Linked DNA regions of Homo sapiens: region 2 is linked to region 1. The links are chromatin loops, found by intact Hi-C in ENCODE. Cell type or tissue: breast epithelium. All regions are shown on one strand.

Region 1 (5,000 bases):
AGAGTCTCACTCTGTCGCCAGGCTGGAGTGCAGTGGTGTGATCTTAGCTCATGGCAACCTCCGCCTCTCAGGTTCGAGCGATTCTCCTGCCTCAGCCTCCCAAGTAGCTGGGACTACAGGCACGTGCCACCATGCCCAGCTAATTTTTGTATTTTTAGTAGAGATGGGGTTTCACCATGTTGGCCAGGATGGTCTTGATCTCTTGACCTCGTGATCCACCCGCCTCAGCCTCCCAAAGTTCTGGGATTACAGGCGTGAGCCACCGCGTCCGGCCGAAGGTCTGTTTTTAAAGTGCACTTCCTTCTCCCTTCAGGTCACATTCCTATTTTGGCATAATCCCCCAGAGAAAGCACCATCTTGATCTGAGTCCATAAAAGTGATTTTTCTGAGGCCAGGCGCGGTGGCTCACGCCTGTAATCCCAGCACTTTGGGAGGCCAATGAGGGTGGATCACTAGGTCAGGAGATCGAGACCATCCTGGCTAACACGGTGAAACCCTGTCTCTACTAAAAATACAAAAAATTAGCCGGGCATGGTGGCGGGCACCTGTAGTTCCAACTACTCGGGAGGCTGAGGCAGGAGAATGGCGTGAACCCGGAAGGCGGAGTTTGCAGTGAGCTGAGATCGCGCCACTGCACTCTAGCCTGGGCGACAGAGCGAGACTCCGTCTCAAAAAAAAAAAAAAAGTGATTTTTCTGTTTACCTCTGATACTGCAAATAGTACATGGTCTCAGGTAAATTGTGTTTAAAAGCAAAAGGGAGATTTCAAGTGTTCTAGCAATAAAAGATTGTTTTAACAAGTTTCATTTTAAAGTATTTTTTTTCAAACACAGAAAACATTTGCATAACATAAAAGTTGTTGAGGGAAATAAGGAATTGTGAAACCTCCTATAAATGTCCATTCATCCTTTCAATAAATATTCATTCAATTTGTGCCTGGCTTTATGGATACAAAATGTGAGGAAAACATGAAGTGACAATGACGAGGGTCTTTTCTTTTCCATGTATTATTTATTAGTCCTTCATTATTTATGACGCCAGTAAGTGACACTCTGGGTTTCGGTAACACCATTTCTGCAAGGTATCACTCATCCTTTGTTCGTTTTTTTACAGCTTTTGAATTTAGGTCAACAAGGAGCCAATCTGGACCCAAAAGACTGCCTTATAGAGGGAAAATACACCAAGGGTGAGTTCAGGTTGGCCGTGAACCTGGCAGAATTTTTGATGGTATTTTCAGACATGTCTAGCAGTGACTATTTGCCAGAATTTAAAATTTGCCCTCCCTGCTTGCTCGTCTCAGCCTCCTTCTCTTTTGTCTGACATCACTCCTTAAACATTTCCTCTTTTCTTTTTCTATATTCCTTCCATATATAGGAAGTTTTCAGTGGAAAATTGCTGGAGAAATTGAAACAAGTGATCTGACCTGTTTTGTTTGGATCTCATGTAAAACTAACCACTGCACTTTTCTTGTTCTTTTCATTAACTTGAAATTAGGATATCCCAATTCCTACTAAAAAATATAAAAATTAGCCGGGTTTGGTGGCAGGTGCCTGTAGTCCCAGCTACTTGGGAGGCTGAGGCAGGAGAATCACTTGAACTATGGAGGCGGAGGTTGCAGTGAGCGGAGATCTCACCACTGCACTCTAGCCCGGGCAACAGAGCAAGACACGATCTCAAAAAAAAATAATAATAATAATAAAGAAGAAAGAAAGAAAGAAAGAAATTAAGGCAGAAAGCTTCTCAGAACTGTCGCGTTTTTTCCCCTCCATCTCAGTTTTGGATTTTCTTTTTTTTTTTGAGACAGAGTTTTGCTCTTTTTGCCCAGGTTGGAGTGCAATTGGTGCGATCTCAGCTTACCACAACCTCCGCCTCCTGGGTTCAAGGAATTCTCCTGCCTCAACCTCCCGAGTAGCTGTGATTACAGGCATATGCCACCACACCCGGCTAATTTGGTATTTTTAGCAGAGACGAGGTTTCTCCATGTTGGTCTGGCTGGTCTCGAACTCCCGACCTCAGTTTTGGATACTTTTCAAAGGACCGTGTTCTAAAGTTAGTGGTGTAGGCAAAAAGTCAGTTCCTCTTTGTTTGTAAACCAAAACCAAACCTTGAGAGGAGACTCTGCTGGTACAGGAGGAGGCATAGTTGTAAAGGCTGGGACCTTATGATGAGGAGTCAAAGAGGCAGAGCTATAGTGGACAAGAGCGAAGAGAGAAAAATGGCATTTCCTTCCCAATTGTCTACTACTCCTGGTGCCCCTTTGTGGATTTGCCTCCTCACTGCACAGCAGCAGACCACTACTTTGCAGAGTAACTGCTGGCCAACATGGATATCCAGTATGAGAGAGACAAGTGATTAAACTCAAGCATCAGCAAGGATGAAGCTAAAATCAATCCTGGGTCTCAGCACTTCGGCTGGAAGGGATGGGCCTAAAAGCGGGTGCTTCTTGTAGGAAGTGCTTATGAGTCACTGCTGACTCATTGAAGGGGCAAGATTTTATGACCAAACAAGTGAAAAAGAAAATGTAACTGTTACTAATTGAAAGCATTTAAGTTATGGCTTGGGTTTAACTGTGGCTAGTTGATGCTCTTTGTTGCTTGGTTGTGGCCTTCTTGGAGGCCTATGGTCTGCTTTGATGCTTTTATTCTACACATTGTATGGGTACATAGTGGAAGCTACACCTTCATGGGGAGAGGGGGAGAGTTTTCTGTAGTTGGGGGTGGTTGTTTAAGTAGGTTTTGCTCAACGTCTGCAAAGTTGCCTTCAATTTGTTTGGTGATACTGCCTTTTTAATACTAAATGTAGAATGATATAACCTCACTCATCTTTGCTTTGGAGAATATTTGAAGAGTTCTTTTTATTGGGTTTTTTTTTTTTTTTTTTTTTTTGGTTTTAAAGAAGCCTACTTTTGGTAGCTCATGATATCCTACTGTCATTATAATGGATCCAAACAAGGTAAGCTACATTGAGGCCACTGGCCATGGATTATAGATATTGGCTTAAAATCATCTTAACTAACCATTATGCTTGTGTAATTGCTCTGTTAAATCAACTCTGCTACCTGTGATGATACAGAATAAGGATGTGCTAAATCCAGATTTTCATTTCAGCTAGTAGCCTAGCTTCCTTTGGAAATAGAAGCTAATGAAAATAACAATTAAAAAATGGTTCATCTCATTTCTGCTCACTTTGTGGTAAAAGTGAAAGTTACTGAATGGTAAAAGGAAAAAAAAAATCTACATGATCAATAAGCTGCTGGCTCATCAATTCTTACTTAAATTGTTGGTTGTTGTAGATGAGCAAGGAACAGAAATTCCTAAGCCTGCTCTTTACAGGAACTTCAGTGACCTCATTATCTGCCCTTGATGTTTAACTGTTCACATGAGCAAACATGCTTCTATTTGGCCTACACAAGGGGTGATGTATGTAAGTTTTTAAATATGATTTTTCACCTTTTGTATTGCACAGCTTTTTAGGCCTTCTCTATTGCAGGAGTTAAGAACAATAGGCATGTTGTGATGACTTCTTCTGGAAACTTTTAGACTAACATATCCATTATTGTTATCAAATTGAACTTTTCCAGAAGTAATGTTTGGAGAAAATACTATGTCCAATTATTGTCTTAGCTTCATAGCAGCTATTTAAGAGGTCAAGCTATGGCCGGGCACGGTGGCTCACGCCTGTAATCCCAGCACTCTGGGAGGCCAAGGCAGGCGGATCACGAGGTCAGGAGATCGAGACCATCCTGGCTAACACAGTGAAACCCCGTCTCTACTAAAAAAAAAAAAATACAAAAAATTAGCCAGCCATAGTGGCGGGCACCTGTAGTCCCAGCTACTCGGGAGGCTGAGGCAGAAGAATGGCGTGAACCCGGGAGGCGGAGCTTGCAGTGAGCCGAGATCGTGCCACTGCACTCCAGCACTCCAGCCTGGACGACAGAGGCAGACTCCGTCTGAAAAAAAAAAAAAAAAAAAGAGGTCAAGCTACTAGAGGTAGGTAATCTAATTGTTTTTATGATTTGTCAAGTAGAAAGCTGCTACCATTCCTGCCTTTACAGTTTAGAAAAATTACAGTTTATTCCAAGTTGCCTGAATTCTCATCTAGCATTCCAGATATATTAGATGCCAATCCAAGCCTAAGAATATTCCCTCCTAGAGTGCCCGCTTGCTTTTCTACCTTAAAAATGATTTTGTGACTACAACGGAATGAGAAAAGTCATCGCAATTCTAAGAAAGTAGCCTGATATTTCTTTTAGGAATTTATCTCTGCTCATAGCTTCTTGGATTAGGGTTTACTTTACATCCATTTTTTTTTTTCATGAATTAGTTCTAAAATAAAATTTTTCTTTTTCTTTTGCAACCAACCAAACAACCAGCAGTGACTAAAAGAAAATTTGTATAAGAAAAGGATACATGGGAATTAGCAAGGGGTTCTTGAAATATCTATGCTTAAGTATATTTCATAACTAATGCTCAGTTTTAGACCCTTAACATTTCAGATGTTAATAACTTCTGCTAGATTACCTTTTTCCTTTGGAAAAAAAAAGTTAATGAAAGAATAATTAAAAAATGGTTCATTCCATTTCTGCTCACTTTGTGGTAAAGGAGAAAGGTACAGAATGATAAAGAAGAGGAAAAAAAACTACATGTTGTATAAGCTGTTGGTTCATCAATTCTTAAATTGTTGATTGTTGTAGATTAGTAAGGAACAGAAGTTCCTAAGCCTGCTCTTTACGGGAACTTCAGGTACCTCATTGTCTTGCCTTCAAAGTTAATCTAACTTCAGATTAATAACTTCTGGTGGCATGGTTTTGAAACAATGCTCCTAGAATGTAATACAGTTCACCTGGTGATCTTGTTAAAATGTAGATTCTGATTGTGTTGGCTTGGGATGGGCAGAGCTGCTTTATTCTAACAAGCTCCCGGGGGCTGCAGCTGGTGCTTGCTGGTCAGAGTAGCAGCAAGAGGCCAAAAGTCACTGTTTGTTTAAACTGGGTAGTTCATG
Region 2 (5,000 bases), 1.8 Mb after region 1:
AGCTACTCAGGAGGCTGAGGCAGGAGAACCACTTGAACCTGGGAGGTGGAGGTTGCAGTGAGCCGAGATCACGCCATTGCACTCCAGCCTAGTATATAGAGTGAGACTCCATCTCGAAAAGAAAATAAATAAAAAAAATAAAATGTATTAAAATTTACAATGTGCCTCTGGACTCCTACCGTCCTTTGAAATTTCTAGATATATTTAAGTTAAAGTTAATTAAAATTTATTTCTTTTGAGAATGTCTTAACCCTCATAGAGAGCACTGGAGACCACCTATGGTGCCTCTAGTGTTGTGATTCAGTTCTCTCTGAAATTGTTTTCTAACCACAAACAGAAAGCACTCAAACCAAGATATTTAGGTGCTCCTTTAAATAACAATTCATATACTGTCTCTGTTTGCCTGGGCAGATTTCCTCTGTATTATTCTATCCTTAAATAAAATCTATAAGAGGCCATTGTTTTGGACTGAGCACCTGCATTAAGCCCCAACACACCAAACCAAAATGCAATCACTCATGATAAGTGCCACATAAGCAAACAGAAATTTTAAAAAACAGAAAAATACCCAAACAGGCCAGTTTTCAAAACAAACAAACAAACAAACAAACGCAACCCAGGAGATTCATAGCAACTAATCAAAAGAAGCCCAGTCAACCTGAGCCAGTGTTAAGGAAGTCCCATCTCCTTTCACCCATACAAGGAAAATAACCCAGAGTCAGCTGATGTTGACCAATCTGCTTTTTGCTGTTTTCCTCGTTCCCGCTCAGGTGCCTTACAAAAATCCACTGTTCTGCCATTCCTGACAGTCTATTTCAGAGACTGGACACTGCCTGGATTATGAATTGCTAATAATAGCCAATTCGATCTTTAAAGCTCAATGTGTTGGAATATCATGCTTTGACACTGTATTTGATAGTGTCGGGAAAAACCACCCTCCTATGGCCCTGACTTAAGAACCTAAAGAAAGCTGCTCTACGGAGTGCCCACAAGGCACTAGGTCCACATATTTTTAGTTCGTGTTATCTTCCTAACATACCTGCAAGCCATGCCTTTACCTTTGCCTCATAGGTGAGCAAAGTGAGGCTCCACAATGGTAAACAACTTACCCCAGGTCACATTGTCACACAGGTGGAGGGAGCAGGATTTGAATTCAAGACTGCTGCCACCAGAGCCACCTTGCCTGCTGCCCACGACCCTTGGACTTTGGGAGCTTCCCCTGAATCAGGTCTGCTGCAAGGACAGCCTCAGCATGCTCTCCCTAACTAGCCCTTTAGAACCTCGGGACCCAATAAAGGCTAAATCGTCCTCTTTAACTATCTCATTCTGCTTGTCTTTTCAGCCCTCTACTCATTTACAGAGATTACTTTAGGGCCTTCCTCCCTCCAGGTGCTCAGAGCTGTCATTATCAGAGATGAAAAAATCCCTGTCTGTATCTTCCTGATACGAGTTTCACACGAAAGTTAATGTCACAGTACAGCCTGCTTCTCCACAATCAAGCTCCTGAACCCTGCTTTTTTACAACCCTTCTATTATTGATTGATTGATTTGATGCATTATATTTGAATGTATTTACAGGGTACATGTGAAATTTTGTTACATGGATAGTCGGTAATGATAAGTCAGGGCATTTAGGGTTTCCAGCACCCAAATATTTATCATGTCTATGCGTTTAGTACATTTCAAGTCTTTATACTGGCTATACAGATTTGCTCATAGACTTTCTTCATAGCCACACACACACCCCGTCTCTCACACCTCATATATACTCCTCAGAGACACGCACATAAACACCCACACACCTAACATACTATACACAGACCTCACACACACACACACACACACGCACACACACATGCATCTTCCACCACACGCATGTTCATCCCCAGTGCTTTGCCCACCAGTAACCCCTTCATCCTTTGAGATTCACCTCCCTCAGGAAGTCTTTCCTTGATACCATCACCCCACAGCTGAATGAGGAGAATCTCTTGGGATCCCATCCCACTCTCCCTGTCCTACCCATTATTTTATCATTGGCTGTTTTCCGCAGCAGCAGGTGGGCTCCCAGAGGCCAGAGCTGAGCATTATTCACATTTGGGTCCCCCATCTTCCCTCCCCAACACCCTGTACCAGGAATGGCATCCAGCGCTCAGAATCTCAGTAAATACTTCTGGAATGTATGAGTGAGCTCTATTTCGGTGATAAAGAGCCCACTGGATTAATCTGCATAGCCTCCTGACTCCAGACTATCTGGGTCCAAACACCAAACATTATAACCTGATGCTAAATCTCTCTGGACTGTGGTGTGCTCATCTGTGAAGTGGAAATGATGTCAATGGCAATTAACACCCGACTGGCTGGCGGAGGAGATTCAATGAGGTTTTACACATATGTAGACCTACGTATATTAGTATGAAGCAAATAACATGATTTTCAATCCTTACGTGGGGAAAGTAAAACCACACAGCTCCCTTTGGAAAAACCACCCCTGATGCCTCATCTGACCAGGGAAACCGATGATTCTTCCGCCTTCCGGGGCCTCTCTCTTATCACAAGCAGACAGGTGGCCCAAGCACAATGGATTCAATCCATAATGGACTCCCAATCCAGTCTAACCGGTCTGGGCATCTCTGCCCCTAGGGGACTGAGCCCTTAATAAACAGATGTGTCTTCCAGCTCAGAACTGCAGACATGTGCGTGCTCATGTTTATGTCAGTAGCCTTTGTTCTAAATCCATACCAATACCCGTTTAGTATTTCTAACAGATTGGTTCTTTCTGATGTGACTGTCTGAACAAATGAAAAGCATTTCCCTGTGGCCTACCTGTCACACTTTTTTCCGTCCTCTAATTGAGAACACTTTCAAACCTCTCCAACTCCTGTTTGCCTCGCAGTAAGGTGAAGATTTGATTTCTTCCCTATTACAATTTTCTTTTGAGTCAAAACGAGTATCTTGGAAAAAAACAAGTATAGCTAAGGGAGAGGGCAAGTCCAGAAAAGCATATATAAGTTTGTGAGCCAAAATAAGGTTAGTGGTTCTGAAACTGCCATTGCAAAATTGTAACTGAAACAGTGAAAGAGATCCGACCTAAGCAACTTCATCTTGCTTCTAAACGTCAAGCTGTCCTTGTTCATTCCTGGGCATAGGCTGAACTAATTTGGGGAGGAACTTAGTTTACAGTTTAAAACAAAGACGATAACAGCCCTTTCCCCAAAGAAGCCTCCTTGTTGCCTGGGGACTAGACTGCCTTTGTAGGACTAACAGATTAGCCACAGATTAGAAATTATGGTCTAGGAGTCATGCAGCTGGAGGCTACAAGATTCTGACCCTCCCTAAACTGCTCCTAAGATCAGTGCTTGAGATATTTTGCAGACCCTGCACTTGATGGATCAGCTGGCACAGCTGGCACCACCCAGGTGGATAAACTGGCTCACCTGATCTTGTGGCCCCCACCCAGGAACTGACTCAGCACAAGAGGACAGCTTCAGTTCCCTACGATTTCATCTCTGACCTGACCAATCAGCACTCCCGGCTCACTGGCTTCTCCCCACCCACCAAGTTGTCTTTATGTTATTTATTTATTTTTTGAGACAGGGTCTTGCTCCGTAGCCCAGGCTGGAGTGCAGTGGTGCCATCTCAGCTCACTGCAACCTCTGCCTCCCTCGATCAAGTGATTCTCCAGTCTCAGCCTCCCGAGTAGCTGGGACTGCAGGCGCAGTCACCACGCCCAGCTTATTTTTGTATTTTTAGTAGAGATGGGGTTTCTCCATGTTGGCCAGGCTGGTCTCGAAGTCCTGACCTCAGGTGATCCACCCACCTCGGCCTCCCAAAGTGCTGGGATTACAGGTGTGAGCCACCGCGCCCAACCATCAAGTTGTCTTTAAAAGATCCGATCCCAGAATGCTCGGGAAGACTAATTTGAGTAATAATAAAATTCTGGACTCCCACACAGCCGGCTCTGTGTGAATTACTCTTTCTCTATTGTAATTCCCCTGTCTTGATAAATTGGTTCTGTCTAGGCAGCGGGCAAGGTGAACCCATTTGGCGGTTACAGTTCCAGTCCAGCCAGATGCCAGCCAGCGTGTGGGAGGCCCAGGCAGAGCAGTCTCAGCTGTAGATCCCTGGCGGTGGGCAACACCCCTCCCCACAGGTTCATGGTAACCTTTTCGCAAGACATCTGCCTCCTCAGATACCAGCATCCCAAATTCCTGCATGGCAATTTCATCCACTACAAATACCATACATTAGTATACATTAGAGAGAAGGGGAAATTGCATGATTTTTCTGGTGAAAGGCTAAGTGAGAAGGTGGGGGAGGAAGGCAAGCTCAATTCTACCTTAACTTGCTGGAAACAGATTGCATTCCTCCTTTCTGTTCCTCACTGTGCTGCCTTTGGTATTTCAGGCCCACAGTGCGTGCAACGGATTCCTCATTTGATTACATTGCTTGATATTTCATAAATTCTGAAAGATTGGCCTAATAGGGATGGAAGAGAAGATAGAATCATTTCTGGGTGCTGCATGTATGCCCTCCTGTCCCCACAGCTGTACCCTTTCTGGAAAAGTTGCCTGGGGCTCAGCCTAACAAGGGGAGGGAGGAAGCCTTCATCCAGTAAGAATCGGGGTAGGGCTCCAGCCATGTACCTCAGTGCATTTCAGCTGAGCACTTGCTATGGGCAAGTACTGCCCCAGGCCCTCGACATAATATCGTATGAGCTACTTGACAAATGATTGGAGGTCTGAGTATATGGGGGATGGGGGGAATTTGCGTTGCCTGACATGCACAATGAAGATAGCAGCAAGTAGCCTCAGAGCAGGGAGTGGGAGTACTGTGTGGGAGACAAGCACTCAACTCTTGATCTGGAATGTTTATCCTTGTCCTGGGCCCCAACCCACAGCTCATTGACCCATGATGTCCTCTACCCTCTGCTTCACCAAAGACACAGCAACAGAGAGAAACAGAAAGAGGAAGAGGAAAGTGAGTCACAGGGAATAACTGTC

The links. A loop is a pair of places that touch in the nucleus more often than their neighbours do. Peaks named below come from ENCODE experiments on the same cell type or tissue, not always from the same donor. Only the 100,000 strongest peaks of a DNase experiment are listed, where the experiment ranks them.
Region 2: it touches region 1 in a loop (17-fold over the local background); 1 of 110 quality-filtered maps calls a loop at or near these places.

The regions. Positions count from the first base shown.
Region 1 is chr6:17,712,732-17,717,731 of GRCh38, reverse strand. No RefSeq gene overlaps it. Among named protein-coding and RNA genes, the nearest start is that of NUP153-AS1, 8.2 kb to the right of the region's middle. In breast epithelium, no CTCF peak of the experiment used is centred here; no DNase peak of the experiment used is centred here.
Region 2 is chr6:15,905,905-15,910,904 of GRCh38, reverse strand. No RefSeq gene overlaps it. Among named protein-coding and RNA genes, the nearest start is that of LINC02543, 87 kb to the left of the region's middle. RefSeq lists enhancers at 2,433-2,727, 4,694-4,873. In breast epithelium, no CTCF peak of the experiment used is centred here; a DNase peak (open chromatin) is centred at 2,624.